Regions from separate parts of the Mus musculus genome. Here regions 1, 2, 3, 4, 5 and 6 are each linked to region 7. Evidence: chromatin loops called from intact Hi-C (ENCODE). Cell type or tissue: left cerebral cortex. All regions are shown on one strand. Region 1 overlaps Cbx5 (chromobox 5). Region 2 overlaps Nfe2 (nuclear factor, erythroid derived 2). Region 3 overlaps Hoxc8 (homeobox C8). Region 4 has its middle 19 kb from the start of Smug1. Region 5 overlaps Cbx5 (chromobox 5). Region 6 has its middle 4.5 kb from the start of Cistr. Region 7 overlaps Gpr84 (G protein-coupled receptor 84).

Region 1 (4,000 bases), 100 kb after region 7:
GTGTTTTTGTTTTGTTTTTAAAAAGGCAGTTGGAGCCGGGCGTGGTGGCGCCCTTTAATCCCAGCACTAGGGAGGCAGAGGCAGGTGGATTTCTGAGTTCAAGGACAGCCTGGTCTACAAAGTGAGTGCCAGGACAGCCAGGGCTACACAGAGGAAACCCTGTCTTGAAAAACCAAACAAAACAAAACAAAACAAAACAAAACAAAAAACGGCAGTTGGGCAGTGGTGGCACATGCCTTTAATCCCAGTATTCTGACTTGGGAGTCAGAAGCCGGTGGATTTCTGAGTTCAAGGCCATTCTGGTCTACAGAGTGAGTTCCAGGACAGCCAGGGCTACACAGAGACCCTGTCTTGAAAAACCAAAAAAAAAAAGGCAGTTTCTCTTTGTGATCCTGGCTGCCATGGAACTTGATCTGTAGATCAGGCTGGCCTCTCCCTTGTTGGGATTAAAGGTGACTACCACCACCTGCTAATTGTGTGAGTGTTTGTCTGTGTCTGGGGAGGGCGGGTAGTATGAATACTTTGCAGGTACCTGTGGAGGCCAGAGGGCATTAGATTCACTGGAATTGGAATTACCCATGTTCAGGTCCTCTGCAAGAATAACAAGCACTCTTAACTACTGAATCATCTCTCCAACCCCCAAATTGGTAGTTTTAAATGGGTTTATTAAACTATAATTTATGTGCCTTAAGAGTCAACTACTCTAGGCAGTGGTGGCACATGCCTTTAGTCCCAACACTGGCTTTTAACCCCAGCATTTGGTAAGCAGAGGCAGGCAGGTATCTTGAGTTTGGGTTCAGTCCACAGAATGAGGTTTAGGACCGCACTCACTCTCAAAAAAATAAAAAATAGTAAAAGAGCCACCCATATCCATTGAAATTGTACAATGTGATGTTTCTTGTTTTGTTCTTTGAGACAAGGGTTTTGTCTTATTTGTTGTTGTTTGTTTTGTTTTTTCGAGACAGGGTCTGTAGACCAAGCTGGCCTTGAACTCAGAAATCCACCTGCCTCTGCCTCTCAAGTGCTGGGATTAAAGGCGTGCACTACCTACCCAGCTTGTCTTGTTTTTCGTTTTGTTTTGTTCTGTTTTGTTTGGTTTAGTTTGGTTTTTCGAGACAGGGTTTCTCTGTATAGCCCTGGCTGTCCTGGAACTCACTTTGTAGACCAGGCTGGCCTCGAACTCAGAAATCTGCCTGCCTCTGCCTCCCAAGTGCTGGAATTAAAGGTGTGCGCCACCATGCCCAGCATTGTCTTGTATTTTTGAGACAAGGTTTCTCTCCTTGTAGCTCTGGCTGTTCTGGAAACTATTCTGTAGACCAGACTAGCTTTGAACGCTGAGATTGGTCTGGCTTGTTACTGTGTGTCCATTACAGAACATTTCTTCAGTTTAATCTAAAATATATCTTGCCAGGGTATGTCAGAGAAACGGAAACAGAAAGAAAGCGTATGTTTTCTTACAAACTCAGTATACTGTTTTTGAGATTTTTCTCAATGTATTTTGTTTCTTTTTGTTGCTTAATACTATTCCATTATACAGTTGCATCATATTTTTGTTCATCCATTCATCAGTTGGTGACTGTTCAGGTTTGTTTTAGGGTTTGGCTACTAAAATGTTGCTATAGGGCTGTACTCTCTGTGGTGGAGCAGATATAAAATCCTGGTTTAGGGTTTGATCCTCAGTCCTGAAAAAAATACTGCTGCTATAATAGTTCTTTACATGACTTTTATGAACATACTTTTTCCCACGTCTCTTCTGTGAATATTGAAGATTAAATTTGTTGGATTTCTTTTTCTCTGCAGAGCTGCAGCTCAAGCCTATGGCACTGCATATGCTAGCGCCTTACCATTGAACTATACCCTAAGTATAGATTTCCTGTCCTTCCCTCACATGTCCTCCTTACAACAACCCTTCGCAATGAAAACAGCTAAGCTAAGGATGTAGTTTGCAAACACTCGCCAGTTCTGCCGAGATGGGAAGTGGGTGAAAACAGGGCATTATCCTATCCCTCATTCTTTCCTTTTGTCTTTATTTTTGTCCAGGGAGCACAATACTTGGGAACCTGAGAAGAACTTGGATTGTCCTGAACTAATTTCTGAGTTTATGAAAAAGTATAAGAAGATGAAGGAGGGTGAAAACAATAAGCCCAGGGAGAAATCAGAAGGAAACAAGAGGAAATCCAGTTTCTCCAACAGCGCTGATGATATTAAATCTAAAAAAAAGAGAGAGGTGAGCTTCCTGCTCCTGTCACTGTCCTCTTGCTCCTGCTGTGCAAACGGGGTTTAGGTTTTCTCTTCTAAGGATGGACCTTAAGGTATATTGTTAAACAAAAGCTTGCAGGGAAGTGTGTTGATTAGCTACAGTGACCCCTTCTGGCTGAGTGAGAACTAGTAGTGGTAATTGTATTTAAAGTGTGAAAATTCATATGAAATGGAATCTATTTTGTCTCTCCCATGAATAGAAATGTATATGAGTGAGTGTCTGGTGTGTGGGTACCCAAGGAAGCCAGAAGATGTAGGATTCCCTGCAGGTAGAGTTACAAGTAGTTGTAAGCTCCCTAAAGTGAGTGCTGGGAACCAAAATTAGGACCTCTAGAAGAGCAGCAATCTCTCTTAGCCACTGAGCCAAGACGAAGACACTTCTAATTTTCTTCTTTTTAAAGAGAGAAAAGTTGCTAAGGAGTTGGCTCAGGAGTAAAAGTACCTGTTGCCAAGCCTGAAAACCTGAGTTCAAATCCTACCCCTCATATTGTAGGATAAAACTGACTCCTTTCTTTGACCTCTACATTCACCTGCCCACCTGAACACACTAATAATAACTAACACTAAAAAAAAAAAAGAAAAACACTGAAATGTTTACTGTTTTACTCTATGTTGTCTTTTGTTCCAATAACATTATTTTTCATCCTATATCTTATTTTTTGTGTGATATTATGTGTTTAGTTTACATATTTGTTAGTATGTGTATGTGCATGTATGCATATGTACACATTCATATGTATGTGCAGACTAGAGATCAAAGTCAGATGTCTTTCTTTTTGTTTGTTTGTTTTGGTTTGGTTTTTTTGAGACAGGGTTTTTCTGTGTAGCCCTGGCTGTCCTGGAACTCACTTTGTAGACCAGGCTGGCCTCGAACTCAGAAATCCACCTGCCTCTGCTTCCCGAGTGCTGGGATTAAAGGCGTGTGCCACCACCGCCCGGCCAGATGTCTTTCTTGTGTTCATTGATACACATTGGCTGGCTAATGGGCCTCAGGGATCAGTCTGTCTTCCCATCCATAGCATTTATTTTTTTTCTTAGTTTTTTGTTTGTTATTGTTTCTGTTGTTGATATTTGAGACAGTGCCCCAAGTGTCTTAAGTCTGGCCTCACATTTTGAGTATGGCTGAGGATTACTTTGAACTAGTGCTCCTACCTTAACCTCCCAAGTACTGAGATGGTCGGCCTGTGGTATTGTTTTATGCTGTGCTAGGGATTGGACTCAGAACTTGCTGCATATTAGATGAGAATTCTGCCAACCGAACTGAGAATCCCAGACTCTCTGTTGTTTAGAGGCAAAGGTCATGCTTTATAACTTGTCTGACTCTGAACTCACAATATATTTCTGGCTAGCTTGGAGCTTCCACTTCTGCCTTAGGCTCCTGATTGGTGGGTTTTAGGCATGTACCTAAATAGCACCATACCTGACTATTTCCACTAATTTTTATTCTAGCTATATACCCCAAAGAAGAAAATAATTTTCATCTTTTGTGTGTTTATTGTTTAATTTGGAAACTTAATTATGAAGTTTGGTTTGATTTGTTGCTTTTACCTGATTTTTAGATTGAAGGTAAAAACATAAACAACATATTGCCCCGTTTTTTCTTTTGCATCTTTGCTGTAGCGTTCCCTCTTCCCATTTATTTCAGGGTTATAAAGCCTGTGTACTTACAATGTAATATAATATAAGCACAAGCCCATAGAGCACCCGGCTCTGATTCCCTCTTTACCTCTGCTATGCTTAG
Region 2 (4,000 bases), 58 kb after region 7:
GGGCCATCAGCTGGCACAGTAGGATGCCCCCGTGTCCTCCTCAGCAGAACAGGAACAGGTTATCACAGCTGCCTGTTGGGGAGCTTGGAGAGATGGAACTGACTTGGCAAGAGATCATGTCCATTACTGAGCTGCAGGTGAGTAGGGGGTGGGCTCTTGCCTGGCCAGAAGCAGAGAGTAGGGGGGCAATGAGGAACACCAGGGGGAAGGGAAGACTCTGGCTGGGGTTGTAGGCTTCTGTCCAGCTGCTCTGCTTACATCTCTCTCTACCATTCTCTGCTCTACTCCTCCCTTTTATCTTCTCATCTGATCCGATTCTCTTCCAGCTCTGTCCATCTTCCCTCATTACCACTCCTCGTCCTTAGCAACAAACTCTTTTTCTCCAGGTAGCAGAGCCTTAGTTAAAGGGCCTCAGAAAGGGGAGATAGACTGTGCTGGGGTCCTCTCCTCCTGAATGTAGGACAAAGGGGTGTCTGTTGGTCTAACAATGGTGCCTTTGTCCTCAGCTAGGCTTGAGCAGGATAGCTCCACTAAGTAAGTTGGGGGCCTTGTTTGTAATATGTGTTCTCCTCCTCACTGCACCTGGGACTGGACAGAGAGTGAACCCTCAGCTTGGGCTCTGTGCCTGCTTCCACCTCAGGATCTGCCCTTAGACCCTCCCTCCACACACTGGCTCCCTCTGCTGGGCACCCAGGGAATGGCAAAGTCCTGAACTTGACCCTTTGACTCTAGATAGCCACAGCAGAAAAGGGTTCTGAGAGTCCATCTTGGATAATAATGACCTTGTCTTCCTGAAGAAAATAACGGAACAGGAGCCATTTGGCTTGAGGAGACTTTGTAACCAGTTCAATGTGAGGTTGTCTTCTGAGGTTTCAACAGTGACTTTTATTCCTGCTTAAACAGCCTTTTCCTCTTCACTACCCTTTTCCTTCTTTTTCCTGTCTTCCTCCCTTCCTCTCTTCCTCTCGATACAGGATTTCTTTCTTTATCTCTCTTTCTTTCTTTCTTTCTTTCTTTCTTTCTTTCTTTCTTTCTTTCTTTCTTTCTTTCTTTTTCTTTCTTTCTTTCTCTTTCTTTCTTTCTTTCTTTCTTTCTTTCTTTCTTTCTTTCTTTCTTTCATTCTTTCTTTCTCTGTCTCTCTTCCTTTCTTTCTTTCTTTTTTTTTCCCCAGAGACAGGGTTTCTCTGTATAGTCCTGGCTGTCTTGGAACTCACTCTGTAGACCAGGCTGGCCTCGAACTCAGAAATCCACCTGCCTCTGCCTCCCGAGTGCTGGGATTAAAGGCATGCGCCACCACACCCGGAGACACAGGATTTCTTTGAGTAGTACTGGCTGTCCTGGAATTCACTCTGTAGACCAAGGGTGGCTTTGAACTCCGAGATCTGGCTGCCTCTGCATCCAGGGTACTGAGATTAAAGGTGTGCCACCATACCCAGTTTCTTTCTTTCCTTTTCCCAGACAGAGTTTCTCTATATAGTCCTGGAGTTTACTTTATGGTGCAGGCTACCCTAGAACGCAGAGATTGGATTTGTCTTTTAGATGCTGGGATTAAAGGTGTTTACCACCACTGCCCAACATAGTCGATCTTCTTAATCCTCTTTATTTTTTTCTTTGCAGGGTCTAAATGTTCCAAGTGAGACATCTTTTGAGCCTCAAGCACCCACCCCATACCCTGGGCCACTGCCACCTCCAACATATTGCCCCTGTTCAATTCATCCAGATGCAGGCTTCTCCCTTCCCCCACCATCTTATGAGCTCCCAGCATCTACTCCCCATGTCCCAGAACTACCATACTCCTATGGTAATGTAGCCATACCAGTGTCAAAGCCACTTACCCTTTCAGGCCTGCTCAATGAGCCCCTCCCAGACCACTTAGCTCTCCTGGACATTGGGCTGCCAGTGGGGCAACCCAAGCCCCAAGAAGACCCAGAATCTGACTCAGGATTATCCCTCAACTACAGTGATGCAGAATCTCTTGAGCTAGAGGGTATGGAGGCTGGCAGGCGGAGGAGCGAGTACGCGGACATGTACCCAGTGGAGTATCCTTACTCACTTATGCCCAATTCTTTGGCCCATCCCAACTATACTCTTCCACCCACTGAGACACCCTTGGCCTTAGAGTCATCCTCCGGTCCAGTTCGGGCTAAGCCTGCTGTCCGTGGGGAGGCAGGGAGTCGGGACGAGCGGCGAGCCCTGGCCATGAAGATTCCTTTCCCTACGGACAAGATAGTTAACTTGCCGGTAGATGACTTTAATGAGTTGTTGGCACAGTATCCGCTAACGGAGAGCCAGCTGGCTCTAGTTCGGGACATCCGTCGACGGGGCAAGAACAAGGTGGCAGCCCAAAACTGTCGCAAGAGAAAACTGGAAACCATTGTGCAGCTGGAGCGAGAGCTGGAGCGGCTGAGCAGTGAAAGGGAGCGGCTTCTCAGAGCCCGAGGGGAGGCTGACCGCACTCTGGAGGTCATGCGCCAACAGCTGGCAGAGCTGTACCATGATATTTTCCAGCATCTTCGGGATGAATCTGGCAACAGTTACTCACCAGAGGAATATGTACTGCAACAGGCTGCTGATGGTGCCATCTTTCTGGTACCCCGTGGAACCAAAATGGAGGCTACAGATTGAGCTGGTCTAGAGAGTGGACACTGGTGCTAGAGACTCCCTCATTCCCTTCTGATGAAGGCACTTCTTAATCCCACAAGACTCAGAGTCCTCCAGACCAAAAGGCAGATGTAACCATATCACCTGGGAGTATTTGGTGAGGTTTGCCTGGAGGCCAGGTGTTGGCTTCTCAGGTCCTCAACCCCACCTCTTGTCCAAGCTTTGGTTCATAAAGAGCTGTGTGGAAATAGCTTTCTATTGTGTCTTCTTTGAGGGTTAGGAAGCCAAATTATCTCAGAAATCAGTTTATATTGAAGGAAAAAAATCCTAAGCTCACTTAGAGCATATATAAAATTTGGGCATGAGCAATGTGCCTTCAGTTCATTGGTGACTCCCCACTCCCTCTGCCCCCCATTCCTAAACACCAAGAGCTACCAAAGTTGGCTGTATCCTCTATGGAAGGTCTCTGGAGCATCCACCTGATATTCTCCTGTTTCTCACTTTGCATCTGAGAGGCCAGATCCTTCTGGAATGAGTTTGAATAGGCACTAAATTTAAAAGCATTTTACACCTACACCTTAGTGATGCTCCATATTCACATATTCAGCTCTGCATTGCACCTAGTCTCAACCCAAGAGGCCACAAACCAGCCCTTGTGCTTGGGGGATGCTATCAATTCTACTCTTTTTAGATGTACTTTTTTTTTAGTTTGAGACAGGGTTTCTCTGTGTAGCCCTGGTTGTCCTGTAACTCACTCTGCAGACCAGACTGGCCTCAAACTCAGAAATTCACCTGCCTCTGCCTGCCAAGTGCTGGGATTAAAGGCATGTCCCACCACGCCTGGCGTTAGACTTACCTTTGTGACAGGATGGACCAAGTAAGTTAGCTTCCAACTCATAAAAAATCCATTGCCCGTCTCCAAAGTGCTGGGATGAAAGGTATGTTGTGCCACAATCCAACCTCTCTATAAATTTTGAGTATGTGACTAAATGTACTATATTCATGAAGGAGCCTGGAGATCAGGTGTCTCCTTGAAGCTAACTGGGTACTGGAATACTCACCAACATTAATCCAAGCTGGCCACCTACTTGTATACTGGAAAATGACCTTATCTTCCAATCTTCCTATCAAGTATTGGGATGCTGTGTGGCACACCCAACTCAAAATATACCTTATCAGCCAGGTGGTGATGGCGGCGCATACCTTTAATTCCAGCACCTGGGAGGCAGAGGCAGGCGGATTTCTGGGTTCGAGGCCAGCCTGGTCTAAAAGAGTTACAGGCCAGGGCTATACAGAGAAAGTCTTGAAAAAAACCAAAAATCTGCCTTATCGTTCCGTTTACTTTGAAATATGTACAGGCAGGGAGATTTTAGGCCAGTCAAGATCACATAGCAAGACC
Region 3 (4,000 bases), 310 kb after region 7:
GAAAGAAAGGGCATAGTCACAGGAAGAGCATAGGGCCAACTCTTTATATGGACCCAGCCCAGAGACCAGGAAGCTAAAGCATGAGTTCTGTCTTCCCACTTAGGTCCCAATACCTACAAACCTCATTGGTTATTAAGACTAGTGTAAGTAAGTAACCCTTCTTCCTTCTCCCTTCCAGATGTTCTCTTCACCTCCTCCTCCTCCTCCTCCTCCTCCTCCTCCTCCTCCTCCTCCTCCTCCTCCTCCCCCCACTAGCCACCTGCCCTACCTGCTATGCCTGCCCTCTCCACCCCACTTCCAAGTTCCACCACCCAAAGCAAGATCAGTGCGGGGCCTTTTGCAGAGCTGGGAAAGGGAATAAAGAGAGGGAGGAGTAGAAAATGGGGAAGAGTTATAGAGAAACAGCAAGTCATTCCAGCTCTACTTTTTAATTCTTTTTTTTTTATTATGACTCACGTATACAATACAAAGTACTTGGACCAGGAACAGAGCTTTCAGGACACAAAATCTACATTCATAGCTGGACATAAAGACAAATGACCAAAATTATTATTATAGATATATTTTAACGTTTTTTTTTCCTTTCGAGCACATTGCATAAACAGAGAATTCAAGACAGAGTAACTATACATTCAGTGCAGTTTAGTTCTACTCTACTGGGGTTAGAAGCACAATAAAAGCGCACAAGACCGGCGGGCTAGGCAGTCTCAGTTGTTGGGATTTTTTTTTTTCTTAGTGAAAGAAGCAGCAACAAACAACAACAAAACCGCATTACAAATACTCTCAAAGCAGGATTTCTTTCTATAGGTAGTGATAAAATACGCTGGAGGTTTCTTCCTTTTTTCTTTTTTTTCTTTTTTTTTCTTTTTTTTTTTCTCCCTCCTGTATTAGGAATTTTTCTTTCTTTTTTTTTTTTCCCCCAAGATTATTGCAGGTTCCCTTTAGGTAGTATGTTAAAGATTTATTATCAGTATATTATTTTCATGATTATGGTGACTTCTGAGCACAAACACTAACACAGCTCAGAGGAAGCCGGGGGCCCAAAAGATCAAACAGCAAAGGCAAGGCAAGGAAGGCATGGACCCAAGTGACTATGGGATGGATAGGTAGGATTTCAGAGACCATTGCCAGTTCTAATAGACCCCTCAGGAAGGAGGTGGGTAGAGAAACCCACATCTCCTTGATTTCCAGCAGATTCCTGGAGAAAGTCAAGGGGGTTTTTCTAAGGAAAGAGCCTCAGAGGGGGAGGGGAATCTTCTTTGCTATCTTTTATTTCTTTTTAATTTTTCCTTTCATTTCCCCCTTTCCTGTTTTTTTCCTTCTTTCTTTTCATTAAAAAAAAACTGTTTATCCAGTATTCTAATTCCCAGCATACAAGCAAAGCCAGGAATCATCTTCTATATCTTCAGGGGAATCCCTTTTAAAATAAATACCAGAGAAGCACCGTGAAGAGGGAGTGTGGAGAGAAGTGTGTGTGTGTGTGTGTGTGTGTGTGTGTGTGTGTGTGTGTGTGTGTGTGTGAAGGGTTAGACTTTATGGGGAAGGGCTCAGAAGGTGGGAGCAGGAACAAGAGAGTGTATGCTGGGCATGGAGTAGAACAGAACTTTTCCCTGTGTCTCAGGTTCCCCCTCCCAACCCCCAGACAAATAAAGAGTGGGGGAAGCCCAAAGGTAATAAAAGCAGAGCTGCAACTATCTGACAGGTAGTTAGAGTTGTGAGTGTCATTCTATTCTCTATAAAAGCAAATGACAGTCGTAAACTTCTCAATTTATCTGCTACCATAAAACGAAACTTCAAGGGAGTTGCTGGGGGGGGGGCTGATTTTCTCTCTCTTTTTTTCCTTAGTCCTTATTTTCTTCCTTTTCCTCCTCCTCTTTCTCCTCTTCCTCATTCCCTTCTTCTTCCACCTTCTCCTCATCTCGGGCCCCAGGCAGTTTATCCTTGTTGTTCTCCTTTTTCCACTTCATCCTTCGATTCTGGAACCAAATCTTCACTTGTCTTTCTGTCAGTCCCAGGGCGTGAGAGACTTCAATCCGGCGCTTTCTGGTCAAATAAGGATTAAAGAGAAACTCCTTCTCTAGTTCCAAGGTCTGATACCGGCTGTAAGTTTGTCGACCGCTGCGCCGCCCAGGAGCTGAACAGAACAGAACCCCAGTCTGGTTATGTCTGGGTGGGGGCTCCGCCCCCCAACACAGCCCCACAAACTTCCCTCTCTGCTATTCCCAGTTCTCCCTCCCTCCTGCCGATAAGGCCGACTGCAGAAGGCAAGCAAGGGCAGGAAAAGTTTCCATAGCTGTTTTGGTTTGACTTCCTTCACCTTGGGAGGTGGGTGACGGTGGGGGCTGGGACGTGGTTGTCTGAAAAGTAAGGGCTTGAGGTGGACAAGGAAGCCATCAGGGTCCCTCAGGCCTACAGCTTAGCCCTTGCAGCTTTGTTTACAAGTGCAGAATGGCATTTAGTGAGGCGGCCTAGGGAAATAATCTGTTTCCAAAAGAAAGGAAAAGGGCTGGGGTTAAAGGAGAGGGGGCTGTGCCAATTGCCCCCTCCTTGCCGATCTCTGACTAATGCTTTTCCAATAAGAAAAATAATTGATCTTCTGGAATGTATCACTGCTCTGCCTGATTGCTAACTGGAGACCAAAAATAAATCAAGGGCCATCCCTGCCGGAACTTGTCGTTATCTCTTCCCCCTGTACTTCGAAATTGGGCCATGAAGGGCCACCCTTGGAGGGGCTCATGACCTAAACAGCTTTCCAAGAGACTCCATAGTTCTTGATTGGCGGGTAGCCTGACTCGAGTACCCTGGATCTCAGAGGCCCCTACTTGGTATGACCCCTCTCTCCTTTTGAGCAATCATTTTCCTCTTCTCGGGCTTTCAGTCTTCTCTTCAATTGGAGGAAGTACAGAAAAGTTGGGGTAGTGGCCTTCAGGCTGCTTCTCTGAGGGGAAGAAGTGACAATCCTAGAGAGGCAGAATGCTTGTCCTTGGGAGAGGGGAGGTCTTGCCCCTCTCCCTGACTAGGGGGAGATAGCAAAGGGTCTCCTTTTCACCCAACAGTCTGGTCACTGTCTTGGGATGGCTGGCGTTGGGAAATGTCTTTGGGAAAACTGGCTACCAACCCCAAAGACTGATAACCTCAGTTTACTTAGGGTGTCCTTGCCAGCCATCTCCCCAACTTTGGCTTTACAGATGGGAAGAAGGAGAGACAGAAGGAATAGAGAAAACGATTTTTAACCCTTTGCACCCACAAGTCACCTTTCCCCCACCTTCACCCCAACAAGCACAATGTCTCAGGCACCCCACGCTCCACCCCCAGCCAAGCCTTTCAATCTCCCAGGAACCCACCCAGGCACGGGAGTGGAGTGGGAGAGACCCCCAAAGCCAGGAAGGAAAGCGAGCTAGGGCAGACAAAAAGGAGGCGAGGGAGGGGGGAAGACCCCGGAGCGCGGGAGACCAAGGGGGAAAGAGAAAAGGCTTCTCACCGTGGGGTCTCATCCATGGAAACATGAGGCTGGGAGACGAGTTCTGATTTAAGTGGCCTTGTCCTTCGCTACTGTTAGTGTTGGCGGAGGATTTACAGTCGGGATATTGCACCACGCTCGCCTCTTGCTGAGCCCCATAAAGGGACTGTCTGGGGAGCGCCTCGTAGCCATAGAATTTGGAGGCGTCTCCGTGGCAGCTCAGCGAGCATGGGTTCTGCTGGTAGCCCGAGTTGGAGATGCCGGAGGTGCCGTGGTGGAAGAAGTCTTGGACGTGGTGCGAGGCGTGCTGGAAACCGGGCGCGGAGCCGCCGGGCCCGTACACCAGCGCATGGCTTCTGCCCACGCTCTGAGGGAACCGGCAGTCGTAATAGGCCGGTTCCAGGGACTCGCCGCCTTTGTATTTGGAAAACAGGGGGTTGACGAAGTAGGAGCTCATGCTGGGTACATGAAAACCCGCGGCCCCCTCCCCTTGGATCACGCTCCCCCGCCGGGTATCCCCGAAACTCCCCTCCCCCCGGG
Region 4 (4,000 bases), 120 kb after region 7:
GGCAGTCCAGAGGCTGCAGTCCTCTGACAGAAGGCCAGTGGGCACAAGCCTGGCCCAGATGTAAGAGATCAAGCTACATGGAGCTGCTGGCAGAAGTCGAAGGATGTTCTTAACCAGAGCATACATCATAATCTTTGCCTGAAATTCGGGGAGTTTCCAGAGTTTTGGGGCACCCCAATCACATACACTGCATTTCAGCAGGATACCAGACTTCACCAGTCCTTCAGGAAGGTTGGACTAGGAAGGAGTCTAAGTGGTCCTGGAAGACTAGGAGGTGGTGGTGTCTAATCCCGGTTGTGGACCTCGGTCTGCGGCTGGAGGATGCAAAGAGATGCCCAGAAGGTGGCGCGAGCCGGCGACAGCGGTCAAGCACAGAGGTGGCCCGCTCCATGGGTCTCACTCGCCCTGCGTGCAGCCCACCCACTGCCAAATGAAGGCATGCAGCCAAAGGCAGCCGAGCACAGCTGGATATGCAAATGTGTGCAAATGACATGGCGCCTTGGTTGGGGAGCGAGCGCGGCGCTGTCACAATTCCTGCTTCAAAAGACTTAGGGTGGGCTGTGCATGGTCCCAGTCCCGCTTGCTGGGTGACCATTTCCTGGGCTCCCACACACTCATCCTGCATAAGGCACAGGCAAAGAGCAGGCCCCCTGGCATGGAGAAATTTCCCTACCCACCTGTCAGCTGAGCGTAGTTCCTTAATGAACAGGCATGTGAGGCTCGCTGTGACGATACCACACTCACCCCAGCCTCAGAATCCTCTCTTCCCAGGACCAAACCATTTGCCCTCCTCCATTCCTTCATTAATATCCGTCTCCCTGCTTCCCTATCTGAAGTCCTTCCAGAAGTCTAACCACAATCACACTTGCTGCTGTTAGTACGTTACTTTTCCTTGTGGTTTGGCGAAACCATTCTACAAGTCCAGGTTGCTGTGTTTTTGAGTGTGTGTGAACAGGCTGAAGGATTCCAAGGCACTGCTGAGGAATAAGTCCCTACCCTAGGCTAGAACCCCGGAATCCGGTCCGGCGCCTGGGCGCTCTCCCTCTTCTGCGCCACCTACAACGGCCACACGGGGTCTTCCTTGAGCTAAGAATGGGAACTCGTGCGCCCCACGCTGGTGCGGGCGGGATGCGGGACTCTTAAGACTCGGCTCAGGCTTCCCACCGAGCACCTCTCCGCAAGCAGCTTACGACCTCCATCCCCCATCCCCACACCCCAAATCACGCTTAGTAGGAGGGCGGGGAGGGAGCCACATACTAAGCGCCCTCCCAGGGAAACTGAGGCTCTCCACCAGTCCAGCTCTTGGGGATTGGGTATGGCACAGCTAGCGAGGCGGAGAGATAGGAAATTAGAATGGGGGTGGAGGGAGACCATCAGAAGCAGCGTTGGATGGCCTGGATGACAAAAGGCGAACGGAATGCAAGATAGAGTGGCGGGGACAGTTTTTTGTATAGGGGAACGGAATTGTAAGCAAGAGTGGGAAGAAAATTAAGGCACTCACTTTCTCCAGTGAGGCTGTAACTTGGCAGATTTGGCTGTAGATGCAGTAAGAGGGATGGTGGTTAGACACCAAGAAGGACTTCCCCAAAGTAGTCAAACCTGGATGCTCAGGGAGAAGGACTGAAAATGAGGACTGTAACCTGAAACCCCCTCATAACTAGAAACTGGTAGGGAGAGGAGGTGTGAAAAATGCTGCGGCGAGGGGGGGGGGGGCGGGGCGGGGCGGGGTGGGTGGGAGGGGGAGGCAATGGAAGGAAGCTCAGGTGGAATGAGTCGCCCTTCACCCCCGGAAGCGGCGGCGGGTCGGACCAGGTGCTCACATCGTGGCCGCCCACTGGGACGCCCGGGTGGCCCCGCGCCCCACCCCCGCTCCAGGCTGGCCCGGTGGGTTCCGGGGCGAGACTGTCTGCAGGACCTGCCTCGCCTCGCTCTTTCCAGTGCCCAAGTCGCCCTGGGTGGTCGCAATTTGGAAGCACACAGTAGGGAGTTTAAGTCCCCCAAGACCCGTCCCCGCGGTTGACACCGGGTGTGTGTGTGTGGGGGGGAGGTAAGGTGGGGGGGAGAGGCTCAGGTGTCCGGCAGGGGGCGCCCGCGAGAGCGAGGCCCTGCTCCGGCACGTCTCGCGCGCTCCCTCTGCTGGCAGCGGCGCTGCCTCCACTGCAGGCCGCCGGTGGACCCCATAGACGCTATCCGACCCTAAGGCAGGCCTGGCTCCTCTCCATCCTTCAGAGGTGTGGGAAGATTTAAGAACAACGATCCCACGCAGTTCTGCAGCGACTCAAGACCAGCAGAGTGGGAATCCCCAGACCTCAGAGGGATCTTTCATGTCCACTGTGGAGGCCCGGAGTCCAGCCTGTTCCCAGGGTCTCCTAGCCAAGCTCCAAAGTACCAGTGCTCTTCCCCATTTGCCAGAACTGTCTTCTGAACACACAAATCAGTATGGGCCTCTCCCTATCTCCAAAGTACTCACAGGAAAGGACGCTCCTCCGGCCACCTTGGCTTTGCCCATGTCCACACTTGTCCTGCTCCTCAACAGCCTTGGCAATGGCTTGCAATCTTCACTAGCAGGTTCCTGCTCAATCCTTAACGTACACTTCAAATGTCCAAACTGAGTTTTTCCTTCCCATAGAGAGTCCAGCTTGCCTATAACAGAGTCTGGCCTTTATTTGATACTCCTGCCTCCAACTCCTTAGCGCTGGAATTATGGGCACACACCACCACCCTAGGCTACGTGAACTTTAGAAGCATCTCTCTTGTGGAGGCTTTTATCCTAGGCGTGATCTAATTATTATCCTGTTTTCCATGCTTCCATCTAGAACAAGATGGAGTTCTTAAGCACACTTAGTGTTGCTGGGAGCCCACCTAATCTCTCCCACTGAAGCACACAAGGACTCACGTGTGCCCCTAGGCCTAGACTGACCTCTACCTGCCTATAAGACAATGGGACAAACCACTCCTGGAGTAGACTCTGGACTCTCAAGAGATCAGCTGTCCCCCTGTTTCTTTGGTTTTACTGGGAACCCAAATCTAAGGGAGGGAGCTGCAGAGCCTAGATACAGATGGAGGGCACTTACTCCCTGGAGAGTACTGAGGACTCCCCGGTACTTCTTGGGTCTAACCTACTCCTCACTCACCTAAGCTGGGGCTTGGGGGCAAAATCATAAATTTGGGAGACAAGAGGAGAGATAAAGATCGTTTGTTGAGAATGGTGTCATCAATCAAGTTGCTGGAGAGAATGCAAACAAAAAAAAATTCCCTAAACCTGGGTGCTCAGATGCAACATTCCAGCCTTTCTTAAAAGTCCCCAGCCTCGAGTCAGCCCCTCCATGGGTTTGAGGTTGCTATGGGTTCATCTCTAAGTTCTGTCTGTATCCTCAGAAACCCCAGTCCTTTCCTCTCCCACTTGGGAAGGGTCTTGGGATGGAGAGAGACATCTCCACCCACTCTGTTAAAGATTATATTTTTGAAAGAGCCTGGAGGGAGATTCCCTAACTCCTAGTTTCTGAGTTTCAGGTTGAGGACAGCCAGATAAATAATGGCTTGCCAAATTAATTAATTATTTTATTAGCCTGAGTAATTATTAATCAGGCCATTAATCACCCAGCTGTGTCCTATGAATAGCAATTAGTTGGGGGTGGGGGCAATGGAGAATCAGGTCATGGTTGTAAGGTCTGCCAGCCTGTATACCTTCTCCAGTCTTAGGAAATTTGGGGAGATTCATGGTGTCCCATCTCTCTCTCCCCTTCACCCTCACACCTAGGCATTGATGTGGACACTAGAACAGGGTCTGCCTGAATCCCTTTGCCCTCTCTCTTGGTTGTCTGAGGTCATGTGGGGGTAGGACCATATACACAGGTGAAAGGAAGTGAAACTGGGTATAGAGATGGGCTGGGGAGACAGCAACATATGCCAGATGTCTCTACAGCTGCAGTCCCTACTGGTCATTGAAATATGAAATGAGTGATTGTATTAGCTCCAAGTTTGGCCCTTAATTCAATGT
Region 5 (4,000 bases), 110 kb after region 7:
AGTCTGAGGATTTTTAGTTGTAGCTTATTTTAAAAACATAGAAGATTATGGCCTCAGAAACCGACAGGTCTTGATATTAACTTTTTGACACAACCTTCTCTCACAACAAACTACTTCCTTTTTGGTTTACTCTTGCTTTGCTATTATTTCTGCTCCTATTCTACTTTTTGTCCCCTGAAAAATGCCCATCTTCTCTTCATTTCTTTCTTCTTGTATAGTTGAGGAAGCTGGAGAATCAGGACTAAAAGTAAGGAAATAACAGAGTTTGGAGCTGAGCAGTCTTGTCCCAGCTCCAACGCTGAGGAAAAAGAATAAACGCTGAAGTAGCCTTAATTCCAGACTTCGTCAGCTACTGAGCTGCTTTTGTTGTTGCGTTTGATTTTTTTAAAGCAAAGCTGTCTGGGCCAGAGCATCTAGCCACCGGGTTGTTGATAGTAATGAGAGGAATGGATGGAGTGCTTCAGTCCACAGATGAGCCAGATAATATGCAAACCCTAGACCCATTCACAGCATTTGTTAACACTGCTTTCCTGCTCAGCTGCTACTTGAGTTCTGTGTTCTTGAATAAATTATGCCAACAATTATACTGCACCGTTGAGAAGGCAGCTTGTACTGCAGTGACATGGTAGACAGACAGTGAAGCTTTGCCTTACTTAAGTCAGCCAGGAACAACTTGTGAATGGTAATGTGGTGGGAGAATAGCACCTAACCCATACCTCACATGGGTGAGCTTTTTCTCTCTGTAGTCCGTAGTTGTCTGAAGATGTTAGAGGCAATATCAAATGCTGGATAAGTGACCGATGTCTGTACTTAACTTGATGAAATGAAGGATGGTTAGAGAGCAGATCTGTCCTTCAGGCAACCAAGGCTAGTAGTAATTAGGGCAGATGAAAATAGCACAGAAGTAGCCAGAGCTCCTGAGGATCTTGACTGGCAACTAGAGGAAAGGACCACCCACTGAGTAGTCAGGAGTAGTGGGCATGTACATTGCAGTGACCATATTTTTTAAAGCAAAATCTTAGCCTTTGGGCAACCATAACAATGATATTTAGTCCTATATAATATAAACCATAATAATGAGATTAGTCCTAAGAAGTCTGGCCTGGTGACAAAAAAGTACACAGTCCCAGACTGATACAGGGGTACTGTATGTTCAAGGCCTGTTTGGGAACTTAGTGAGACCCTGACTCAAGATAAAAAATAAAAGGACCGAGGATACAGTCTGAGAGTTAATGCCTTGTAATGCAAAAAATGAAGGGAAAAAGTGTCCTGCTGGTTTTAATGCTCTTTGTAATTTTTTTCTCTTAAAAGTTCATGGAGTATTGGTTTTCTGTTAACTATTACCAAAACATCCTTGTTTTCTTCTTAGTACTTTTCCTGGTTATATATAGAAATAGGGAACCGGGATTCTAGTATTATCTTCAACACTCAGTGTAAAGAAGCCAGACACCCATCTGTGCCTCCAGCATGTGTTGTGCCAAGTAGCTTGTTTCTGCTGGAGAATTGCAGCCTTGGACAGAAGTGTTTCCTAGAGCTATCTTCCCTCTAAAGAGTTCACAACCAAAGGTGAAATACTCCTAAACACTTGACTATATTCTCCTGTGTTAATCCTCTTTCAAAACTAATTTTGTGGTACTGGGACTTGAGCTTAGACATGCCAGGCAAGTGCTGTGCCACTGAACTGATGTCTTTTTCTGCCCCTTCCCCGCCATACACCATTTTATTGTTGTTCTAAAGACTTAGTCTCTGATACCAGGCTAGCCTCAACTTGCTGTATAGACAAGTTGAAAAGAATTTTTTTTTTCATCTGTAGCAGTCTTCAGACATACCAGAAGAGGGCATTGAATCTCATTACAGATGGTTGTGAGCCACCATGTGGTTTCTGGGAATTGAACTGGGGGCCTTTAGAAGAGCAGTCAATGCTCTTAACTGCTGTGCCATCTCTCCAGCCCTGCCAAGCTGAATTCTTGATCTCTTGCCTCTATCTCCCAGTCTCTAGGATTGTAAGTGTTTGTCACCATATCTGGCTCCTTCTTTTGTAGAGACTGGACCTTCAAAATTACCTATGTTAGCCAGGTATAGTGTAATACACCTTTAATTACAGCATCTAGGAGGCAGAAGTAGACCAATCTTAATTAGAGGCCAGTCTGGTCTATATAGTGAGTTCTAGGCCAGCCAGACCAGTATAGATTCTGTTGCGAAAGGAAAAAAAGAAAAGATTGGCCTTGAACTTAGGATCTGTTTGTATCAGTTTTGTGCCACTATACCTGGCTCAAAATCTTTTTTTTTTTAATTAAGTTATTGTGTATATGGGATTTCTGCCTGCATGTATATCTGTGCACCATATGCATGCCTGGTTCCCTAGGAGACCAGAAGAGGGTCTTATATCCTCTGGGATAGGAGTGAGCTGCTATGTGAGTATTGAGAATCAAATCCTGGTCCTCTGGAAGAGTGGGTGCCACCTCCCACCCTTCAAAACATCTTTTTAATGTTGAATTTTTTTCTTTTTTTTCTCCCCCGCCCCGCCCCCCTTTTCTGTTTAATCCTGGCTGTTTCTTGCCGGCTTCACCCTTTAATGCTCAAGTTTTGCTAGCTTTACACGAAAGCAGAGGTGAACTGGGTGATCCATCAACATTATACACTGTGCTGTTCACATTTCTACCACTTTAGCATACATCAATATTGTTTTCATTCAACAAACATTTTGGCTCAGGATACAAAGTTTAAACTCCTTTGCTAGAGAACTTTGATAGTGGTATGGGATGAGTTGATCATTATAGTTTTGTATAATGAATATTGCACATGTATATAAATTACTGGTCTGGGGCAGCAACAGGTATACAGAAGCATGAGCCTTTAGTGGGCAGTTAGCTCAGTGGTTGAGTGCTGGTGGAGAATACATGAAGCAAAGCACTGGGTTCTCACGGGAGGAGGGGGAGGATCTGCAATAGGAGGGTGCCATTAACTGGTTTATCTGTGGGAAAGACCTGTTGTCTTGGATGAACTGAGTTAACTGGCCATGTGGAATATTGCAGAAAATAAAGCTAGAAATGTGGTCATTACCAAGAGTGCAGATACGTGAGCATAAGAACCATCTTGTTTAGACTGCCAAAGTATTCATGACTTTGTATTGTCTGAAGATCTCATTGTATGTGGTGGTGTTATGGGTCTGTTTGTATATTTCTTCTTAATGGGCATTTTAGCAAGTTGCTCACACTGTTCAATTTCTCACCCTTTTGGAGAAATCAACATTAGTCTGGCTTTAAAGCCTAAAACATACCATCTAATGACAGACTTTGTTAGAGAAAAGCTTAGAAGTCAGCTAATATCTGAGTGTCTGCCTTTGGGGAGCAAGCAGCTCCTGTGTCTCTTATATCAAAACCTTCCACAGGAATAATGTGTTCTGGCTCCTCATTGTGCATGACGCCCCTCCCAGATAAGAAACAGTCTGGTTTTCAGGTTCTCATTCTGACTTTTGAGAGCACAAGATAAAGATCTTAGCTCTACTTGGATAATTGACTATAGAAATCAGAATTCTCAGAAATCAACTGCTTTAGAAGGTTAAAATGTGAAGTTTCTTGTTTGTTTTTTGCTTGTACTGAATATTTTGAATTTTAATCTACCTCGTCTCATTTTTTGTAGTTACTTCTGTCATTGCCACTTGAGCATGAAGCTTGACTTTGGTCGTTGTCTAAAATGGGATCTCTCCTGTTCAGTGACAGTTTATTCTCTTGCCTTTCCTCTTGGCCCCCATTTCACCTAACATCATCTCTTATTGCTCCTGTCAGAAATATGTTTTAAAGTCTTGTTTTATGGGAAAAAGTGGTTCACCAATGCTGTTTGTCTCTGAGGTCAGTGAGAGAAGGAGTTAAAACACAGTGGTGAAGGAAGGGCAGATCCTGCTCTGGAGGCAAAAGCTGACAAGGAAGGAGTCATTAATTACAGACAATTTCAAAGTCAACTGATTGTGATCATTAATGTCACAATAGATCAAAACCTA
Region 6 (4,000 bases), 560 kb after region 7:
TGCACCTAGCTTTGTGTCAGTCTTAGTTCCCGCTATTTCTGGCCTCTCTCCTCCATTTCTCCCCTTCCACGTCTGTCCCTTTGTCTCTCTCTTTCTCTCTTCAGCCTCCAGGGTGCTAGGACCCACCCAGCTTGGTAATGGCCCCACTCTGTGAGTTTCTGCTTGAATTTACTGGGTGTATCGTGGGTCCCTCCTGTTGGCGGGTCTGCTCCCCCCAACCCCAGCCTCTTAGCACTGCCCAGACGTTCTGAGGATGGAGTGGGAAGGCTGGTGCGCAGGCCTGAGAGGGGGAAGGGGGCGGGCGGCCCTTTGTGTGGATGATTGACGGCCGCTGCGCAGCCTCCGCAGCGCTGATTAGAATGCAGCACCGGCTCTGACTGCAGCACACGGCTCCTCCCCAAACCTTCTCTACCATTCCAAATGTCTGTCCTCTCCCTGCCTGCTCCATGGGCCTTTATGGTAATGTGACTTGCCCCCATAACCTCAGTTCCTCTATGGGAGAGACACTAGGAGCACCCAAGCCCCGTGCTCCATACACACACACCCGGCACCCAGGCAGAGAGGTGAGAAGCCCAGTAAAGGTGCTTACTCTTGGGGATGGGAGTGAAGAACAGAAAAGTACCTGAGGATCAAAACTCTGCACCCCAGCTATCTGGCAAGGAGATGAAACAGAAAAGGAGCAGGAGTTAAACCTGCTACCCCAACATTCTGAGAGTGGAGGCAAAAGGATCAGAAATCCAAGAGCATCCTCAGTTTTGAGGCTAGCTTGGTGTCTTAAAAAGCATACAAGAAAAGAAGCAGTAAATGTGGGGTCTGCCCCCTTTTTGCCCCCCCCCTTCAAGAAACATATGAACTGCTCCTGTACACAGTAGGCACTCAAACTAGTGCCTGGTTCAGTGAATTCACTTTCTTTCCACCCCCAGTATCTCAGGATTGGTCTGGGGAGATTTTCCCCTTCAAACATCGCAGTCATTATGAAACCCCAGCTTCAACCGCAGTCAGCCAGGCACTGCTCAGCAGCAGCCACTGCGCCTCCAGAGTTGCCTGCCCACAGGGCTCTCTCCAGTCTGTAATGAGCACTGAGTCTGAGGGGGAGACCAAGGGCAGCGTTGTGGGTGGGAGAGATCCAGAGCTAGCAAATAACGAGCCCTGTCAGCATCTGTCAAAGACGCCATCTCCCTCCATCATCCCTGTCTCTTGCCTTCCAGCGCCTGCCAATCCGTCTCTCTGTGGATGGTGACAGACTGAACTCAGGTGCCCCTTGGAGAAAGCTGTAACAGGCTCCATGCTTCAGATCCATGTTCTTTGAAAATGTCACCAGACCCTGACATCTTTGAAAATCCTCACCTAGGAAACTGACAACCAGGGAAGTGTGAACCTGAAGAAAGAAGAGATGCCTACTCCCCCTCCCCGCTCATTTTTAATCCTTTTTCTCCACGGTGCAAGTCGATGTTAGGGTAAAAGTGTGGGAGGTCATATTTGAGACAGGACTTCTAGCTTCAGAAAGGCCATGGATGCCTCCAGGATCTAGGAAAACACAAACGCAATTAGAAAGTCAAGATTGCTTCTTGTAATGTATGAAATTTCCACCAGGGGGCGATGGAGGCAGCTCTGCGGAGTTGAAGCCTCAGCAGCCACATGAGAAGATCCAAACGGCCACCGGAGGGCGGCAGAGAACAGGGCTCCCTGCATGAGGAGGCCAGGTCACCCTGCTATGTGGTCCCAGACTTGAGGCACTAAACTTGAATTTCTGAATCCGAGAAAACCTCTTTGCACCCGTGTCCACCAGCACGTCTTCTCAGATTCCCCAGACCTTGAGCTACCATCACCTCCTTCAGCAACTTCTTTTAACCACCAACCCCTCCCCAACCCCTCCTAGCCCTAGAACCACTAACATAGAAAGACCCTGTGGCTCAGGGTGCAGCAAATGACACCCCAGGTCAAAGAATGGCACGCCCTAGAGTCCAAGCAGAAACTAGAACTCAGGTTTTCTTGATTGGGGGCGGGGGGGGGGGGGACGCGGGGAGCTCAGGTTTTTCCCACGTGGTGCCAGCCACTACTCCAGAATTAAACCCATACTCTACAGTTCCTGGTGACTTTGAAAAGTCAGAACCAAAGACACTATCTTCCATTAACCTGTTTAACTCATGCTTACAGGACTATTGGCCCGGGCACAGAGATGCAAGCTGCTAACACTGGCTGGGTAAGACTTACCTCTCTGCCCTCCCTGCCTTTCTACTTTCTGCTTTGCACAGGAATCCTTTCTTTCATTGAGTGGCTTTTCATTGTCTCCAGGGCTCTTGGAAAATGCAAGGAAACCCTGTTCAAGTGCTGTACTTGGTCTTTCTCCACAAGGACCCAGCTGTCTTTCTGAGAAGGCTCTCTCCCACTCCTTGCCATGTCCCCCACTCTCTAGTCCCCTCCCTCCTTGCTGTCCCCAGGAAGGAAATCTGACAGGAGGGGAGAAAAGGCCCCTTCCTGGTGTCCATACCCTCTACTGGGAAGTTCTTCTGGCTAGCCCTCCAAGCTTCCAGTGGTAAAGAGAAAGGAGCTTGTGTGTGAATGGCTTCTGCCCATACATGCCCACAGCACCACACTTGGTACTTTTTTTTTGGTACTTGGTACTTGGTACTTTCCTTGGGGAGGGAGTACACCCGACCTTTCAAAACCCTCATTCTGCCTATCCCCGTGTGTCTCTGGGTCCACTCTAGTTTCTCAGATTCTGCCCCCACAACCCCCATCTGTCCCTATGCATCTCCCCAGAATCTAGGGTACCCCAGAGCCTCCATCCTGAGAGGGTCTGAGACACACTGATCTTGGTCACGTTGGGGCAGCTCACAATGCCCCATTCTACTATGAATTCCCAAGGTCAAAACCATTCTGGTGTTATTAAAAACATAAATGTTGCATACCAGGCAGCCACAGAAAGAAATTATAAGGCGGCCAGACAAGAGGGAGATGCAGGGGCTGGTAATTGTCTTTTTCCTAGAGTCAAGCTCCACAGGGCTGGAGCCACGCACAGAACATTGCTTTTTAATTTAGCTCAGGAAGGCCAGCAGCAGCAGCAAATGGTGCAGCAGAGAACTTCAGCTCCAAGGGAAGATTTCCCTGCCATGGAAGGAAGGATCCCCCTATATCTCATAGAGAAGACTCATATTTTGCAGAGAGGTCTGCAGAGCCAAACCACTGGACCAGGATTTCCAAGGAGTACCAGGAGAAGGAGAGTTGGTGGTTGGGAGGACTCTGGCAATCTTGGTTTTCCAGGAAGGAGACTAGGCCCTGGAGGGTTGGCACTGAAAAAAATCAAGAGTCACTGTGGGAGCTCCAGGGCCTGGGATTCTGATAGAGCAAAGGACTCTGAGATGAGAAAGAAATCAGACAAGCACCTCCCCACCCCGCTGTATAGAAGGGGTAGCAATGTGTCAAGCATAACTCAGGGGTTTCTTTTCCCTAGCACCTGTGAATCTCAAAGCCTCTAAGGAAGTGGGCCTTTTTCCTCCCCATCTGCATCATCTCCAAAGATCTATTCAGGCAGAGGAGGAAAAATGGGAATCACTGTCTTTCCACCGTGATTCTATATGGGTCCTTCTCCCTTTTCAGTCCTGACCAAAAAAAAAAAAAAAAAAAAAAAAAAAAAAAAAAAAAGAAAGAAGATTAAAAAAAAGAAAAGATTAAAGTTTGATCACAGAGAGGACTTCCCAGATCAGCCTAAGTCAAAGGAAGAAGACTATAGAACTAAGATTTCTGAAAAGACTTGTTGAGCCAAGTATGTAGAGAGAAGGGGGACTGAAGAAGATGGGACACTCGCTGACAGGGCACCATCAAAGCTTTGAAACATATGTGCAAAGTTGGGTCTTGTGGTGCAGGAGAATCACAAGTTCTAGGCCTGCCTGAGCCTCAGGAGTTCATGGTCAGCCCAAGTTGTTTAGTGAGGCTGCCTAGTCTGGAAACGTGTGCAAAAGCCCTGGATCCCATCCCCAGTAAAGAACAGAATATGCAA
Region 7 (4,000 bases):
GTACCGGCGCGGTCTTCTGTAGAATATTTGGACTCCTCCTCTTTACTTCCAATTCTGTCTCCATCCTCACCCTCTGTCTCATTGCTCTAGGACGCTACCTCCTCATTGCCCACCCTAAGCTCTTTCCCCAGGTTTTCAGTGCCAAGGGGATCGTGCTGGCACTGGTGGGCAGCTGGGTTGTGGGGGTGACCAGCTTTGCCCCCCTCTGGAATGTTTTTGTCTTGGTGCCAGTTGTCTGCACCTGCAGCTTTGACCGCATGCGAGGCCGGCCTTACACCACCATCCTCATGGGCATCTACTTTGTGCTTGGGCTCAGCAGCGTGGGCGTCTTCTACTGCCTCATCCACCGGCAAGTGAAGCGTGCGGCTCGAGCACTGGACCAATACGGGCTGCATCAGGCCAGCATCCGCTCTCATCAGGTGGCTGGGACACAAGAAGCCATGCCTGGCCACTTCCAGGAGCTAGACAGCGGGGTTGCCTCAAGAGGGCCCAGCGAGGGGATTTCATCTGAGCCAGTCAGTGCTGCGACCACGCAGACCCTGGAAGGTGATTCGTCAGAAGCTGGGGGCCAGGGCATTAGAAAGGCAGCTCAACAGATCGCAGAGAGAAGCCTTCCAGAAGTGCATCGCAAGCCCCGGGAAACTGCAGGAGCTCGCAGAGCCACAGATGCCCCATCAGAGTTCGGGAAGGTGACCCGTATGTGCTTCGCAGTGTTCCTCTGCTTCGCCCTCAGCTACATCCCCTTCCTGTTGCTCAACATTCTGGACGCCAGGGGCCGTGCTCCACGAGTAGTGCACATGGTGGCTGCCAACCTCACCTGGCTCAACAGCTGCATCAACCCTGTGCTCTATGCAGCCATGAACCGCCAGTTTCGCCACGCGTATGGCTCCATCCTGAAACGCGGGCCACAGAGTTTCCGCCGGTTCCATTAAAGCTATTTAAAGCTAGTAGTCCATTCACCAGGACAGGCCAAACATCCGGAACCAGAGTGGCCTGCAGAGGACAGGACAGGAGCCCTTCAGTCCTTGGGTATTTCACAGACAACCTCAGTGGTATAGAGGTACACCACTTTCCCATTCAGGAATCAGTGTGTCAACCCTGTGTGACCCAAGGAGTGTGGTTAATTATTAATAAAGACATTGCATCCCCCCCTCACACTTGGCGCTTGCGTGCATGCTTTTGTGTGTGTGTGTGTGTGTGTGTGTGTGTGTGTGTTCTTCCTCGGTTTATTTCCATCTTAGTTTTTGCAACAGTATTTCTGGGGCTCCAAAATTTGACTAGATTGACTGGCCAGCAAGCTCCAGCGAGTGACCCTACTGACACGACCTCCCTAATGCTAGGATTACAGTCATGCACTGCCTTGACCAATTTTTACATAAATGTTGGAGATACAGACACAGATTCTATATTTGCATAATATGCACTTCGAAGCCTACTTCCCTAACTCCGCATTGAATGCTTTTAACGTCCAGGAGTGGTTACGTGAGAAAGGAGGATTTAGGCCAGAGTCAGAACTGGAATTTAGTAGTTGAGATTTGGGGTGACCTGTGTCAAAGCCATTTAGAGAGCAGCTATCCAGGGATAGATGTAGCCTGTGACTGACAGGGTTCCAGATAGAGAATTAGCTTTCTCTCTCCCTTTTATTTTTCCTTTGAGACATCATCATATGTAGCCCAATTTGCCCTCAAATTCAAGATCGTCCTGCAACGAGAGCCACAGAGTAATTACAGGTGTGTGCCTTTTTCCTTAATAAAACAGCCCTTAACTGCTCACCACTACTGCCAAAATCCTCCATCCAGGCCAGGAGGTTTATTCAACACTACAGGTTATACCCTTGCAGTGAATCCTGCCCACTGCACCCCATACAAGGGGATAGTCAAGGTGGAGCCTGTGCTCCGGGGAAATGGAACCAAGCTTAGCGGGTGGCCGCTGTACCTGGAGGCTCTCTTCCTCCATTTTTCCTCTACGGGCTGAAGAAAGCCCCACAGGGCACACCCCTGACTTCTCAAGCACCACCATTCTGTAAATACGGCCTGAAAGCACAAAGACCACCAGGTGGCGCTGTTTCCCTGTGCTTCCTTTTTTACTTCCGGTTGAGTATTGTAAGTGCCAGCAAGATCCCTGACCAGGGGTGGAGGCCCAGGATTTGAATCAGCATACTTGAATACTAGAAAATGAAGACTGAGGAAGGATGTTTTGTTTTTTGATAATTTTACCATGTGGAGCTCATGGCCCTACAGCCTCAGACCTCAGAGTGCAAATTTACAGGCATGTAATCCTTGCTGAAACCATTGGTTTTCTTTTAATTTCATTTGAAACAGGCTATCACTATGTAGCTGATGCTGGCCTTGAATACTTGGTCTTCCTTCTTCAGGATCCAGAAAAAAAAGGGAGGTGGGGGGACTGTGTATGAGTCATCATGCTGAAGTAGTAGAGCCTCTACCTTTATCTAAGGTGGGACAGGGTACTGGGTGAGCACCAAGAGACCACTGAGAATGGGATGTTTGAGCTGGGTTGGTTGACAAGATGCCCCGCTGCATACGGCCTCTTCCTATCCCCAAATGCCTGGTTTGAAACAACAAAATCTTGAAGAATTGAAATGAAAATAAAAAGACAAAATAAAAAGACACTCCGGCTGGGCAGTGGTGGCACATGCCTTTAATCCCAGCACTTGGGAGGCAGAGGCAGGTGGATTTCAGAGTTCGAGGCCAGCCTGGTCTACAGAGTGAGTTCCAGGACAGCCAGGGATACACAGAGAAACCCTGTCTCAAAAAAAAAAACAAACAAACAACAACACCAACAAAAAGACAGTTCAACTCCACCCCCTCCACCCCCAACCCCAATGAGGACCAGTAGTCTATCTTGCTAATCCAGAGCCCGTGTTTCTAGATGTTCTTCACGGCCCACAAACAAATAGCAAGCTGAGGCTACAGAGACGGGATTCAGACAGGCCAGGTGCAACCTGGGACTGTGCAGCTGAGGCTAGGCCAAAGACCCGAGTGACACTTCCATGAACTTGAGACCTCTGGACCACTCTAGGCTTCAAGTTTCATGATCTGTAGAAAGCTGAGAGTAGGGGACACTCTTTGTAGTGCTAAATTCTGCAAAGATGTTTCATGTAGGCATAAAATTCCCATGACAATCAATTATACTTTCTTACAAATGGGAAAACAAATACTAACAGGTTAATTTGTTCAAAGTCAAAGGGCTAGTAAGTGATAAACTGTGGTTTGAGGGCAAAGTCTAACCAGAGCTGTTACCAGCAATAAAGACTAACCACTACAAAACAGCTGCGTTGCTGAAGCTAGGTCATATGATCAGGCAAACCCTAAAAGTCCTTCCCATTCAGTCCTTCCAAGATCTTGAAGGTTGACAACTCTCTGAAGGCTTGTAAAAGGGTTCTTTTTTCACATTCCTTGAAGGCAATTCAAAATCTTCCTCAGAGTAGAGGGAACAGCGATAGGGATTGCAGTTAGACATCAGAGTGGCTTCCTAATCTTCAATTGCGGGAGGGTTGGGGGGCTGGGGAATGACTCAGAGGACACAAGAGTCCCAAAACCGAAGGACAGAAATTTAGCAAGCAAGCTGCTTTCTCACCCTTCACCCTCTGCACACATCTCCGTTCCTAATTTCAATAAAGGCTGAGCTGGAAGAAAGAAAACGGAAAGCGAGGCTTTCTGGGGTATTCTCTCTTGGGGCGTGAGTGTTAGGATGGGACCCAGTCAATGCCTGTACACCCACCACTATCTTTGTCAGTCACCCGCGGGAGCCCGCGCCCTGTCGAAGCCTGTCTTTGTCCCTCTCCATTTGGGCGTCTCTCGAGCAGACTGCAGTCTCTCGCCTGCCCGCGCCACCCGCCCGCGCCCGCGCCCGCGCCCGCCCGAGGGTCCCCGATTCGCGCCTCCCCCACGGCCCCGCCTGCCCGCTCGCAGCACACTCTCTCTCTTTCGCTGTCTCCTGCAGACAGATTTATGGTCAGCCCAGAGTCTCTCATTGGCCG

What was found. Peaks named below come from ENCODE experiments on the same cell type or tissue, not always from the same donor. Only the 100,000 strongest peaks of a DNase experiment are listed, where the experiment ranks them.
Region 1: a loop joins it to region 7, with 2.6 times the contacts of the local background. A loop is called at or near these places in 12 of 42 quality-filtered maps.
Region 2: it touches region 7 in a loop (4-fold over the local background); 21 of 42 quality-filtered maps call a loop at or near these places.
Region 3: it touches region 7 in a loop (5-fold over the local background); 25 of 42 quality-filtered maps call a loop at or near these places.
Region 4: it touches region 7 in a loop (6-fold over the local background); 32 of 42 quality-filtered maps call a loop at or near these places.
Region 5: a loop joins it to region 7, with 4 times the contacts of the local background. A loop is called at or near these places in 32 of 42 quality-filtered maps.
Region 6: a loop joins it to region 7, with 1.9 times the contacts of the local background. A loop is called at or near these places in 4 of 42 quality-filtered maps.

What each region holds. Positions count from the first base shown.
Region 1 is chr15:103,203,719-103,207,718 of GRCm38, reverse strand. Cbx5 (chromobox 5) reads left to right here. Exons shown (of 5, transcript NM_001076789.2): 3 at 2,041-2,227. Among named protein-coding and RNA genes, the nearest start is that of Cbx5, 34 kb to the left of the region's middle. In left cerebral cortex, a CTCF peak has its summit at 2,379 (motif pointing left); a DNase peak (open chromatin) is centred at 2,369.
Region 2 is chr15:103,247,066-103,251,065 of GRCm38, reverse strand. It overlaps Nfe2 (nuclear factor, erythroid derived 2), which reads left to right. Exons shown (of 3, transcript NM_008685.3): 2 at 1-137; 3 at 1,618-2,854. The coding sequence starts at 24. The coding sequence ends at 2,625. Among named protein-coding and RNA genes, the nearest start is that of Nfe2, 6.4 kb to the left of the region's middle. In left cerebral cortex, a CTCF peak has its summit at 695 (motif pointing left); DNase peaks (open chromatin) are centred at 664 and 2,463.
Region 3 is chr15:102,990,697-102,994,696 of GRCm38, reverse strand. It overlaps Hoxc8 (homeobox C8), which reads right to left. Exons shown (of 2, transcript NM_010466.2): 1 at 3,482-4,000; 2 at 443-2,134. The coding sequence starts at 3,917. The coding sequence ends at 1,842. Among named protein-coding and RNA genes, the nearest start is that of Hoxc8, 2.2 kb to the right of the region's middle. In left cerebral cortex, no CTCF peak of the experiment used is centred here; no DNase peak of the experiment used is centred here.
Region 4 is chr15:103,180,458-103,184,457 of GRCm38, reverse strand. No RefSeq gene overlaps it. Among named protein-coding and RNA genes, the nearest start is that of Smug1, 19 kb to the right of the region's middle. In left cerebral cortex, CTCF peaks have their summits at 317 (motif pointing right), 1,076, 1,915 and 2,141 (motif pointing left); DNase peaks (open chromatin) are centred at 393, 1,079 and 2,106; H3K4me3 peaks cover 315 bases.
Region 5 is chr15:103,194,516-103,198,515 of GRCm38, reverse strand. Cbx5 (chromobox 5) reads left to right here. Exons shown (of 5, transcript NM_001076789.2): 5 at 1-4,000. Among named protein-coding and RNA genes, the nearest start is that of Smug1, 33 kb to the right of the region's middle. In left cerebral cortex, a CTCF peak has its summit at 1,834 (motif pointing right); a DNase peak (open chromatin) is centred at 1,506.
Region 6 is chr15:102,740,429-102,744,428 of GRCm38, reverse strand. It overlaps a transcript of Gm36560 not described here. Among named protein-coding and RNA genes, the nearest start is that of Cistr, 4.5 kb to the left of the region's middle. In left cerebral cortex, a CTCF peak has its summit at 1,619 (motif pointing right); DNase peaks (open chromatin) are centred at 318, 1,105 and 1,632; H3K27ac peaks cover 1,470 bases.
Region 7 is chr15:103,305,390-103,309,389 of GRCm38, reverse strand. Gpr84 (G protein-coupled receptor 84) reads left to right here. Exons shown (of 2, transcript NM_030720.2): 2 at 1-1,155. The coding sequence ends at 932. Among named protein-coding and RNA genes, the nearest start is that of Gpr84, 3.0 kb to the left of the region's middle. In left cerebral cortex, CTCF peaks have their summits at 796, 1,851 and 2,051 (motif pointing right); a DNase peak (open chromatin) is centred at 2,067; H3K4me3 peaks cover 690 bases; H3K27ac peaks cover 1,617 bases.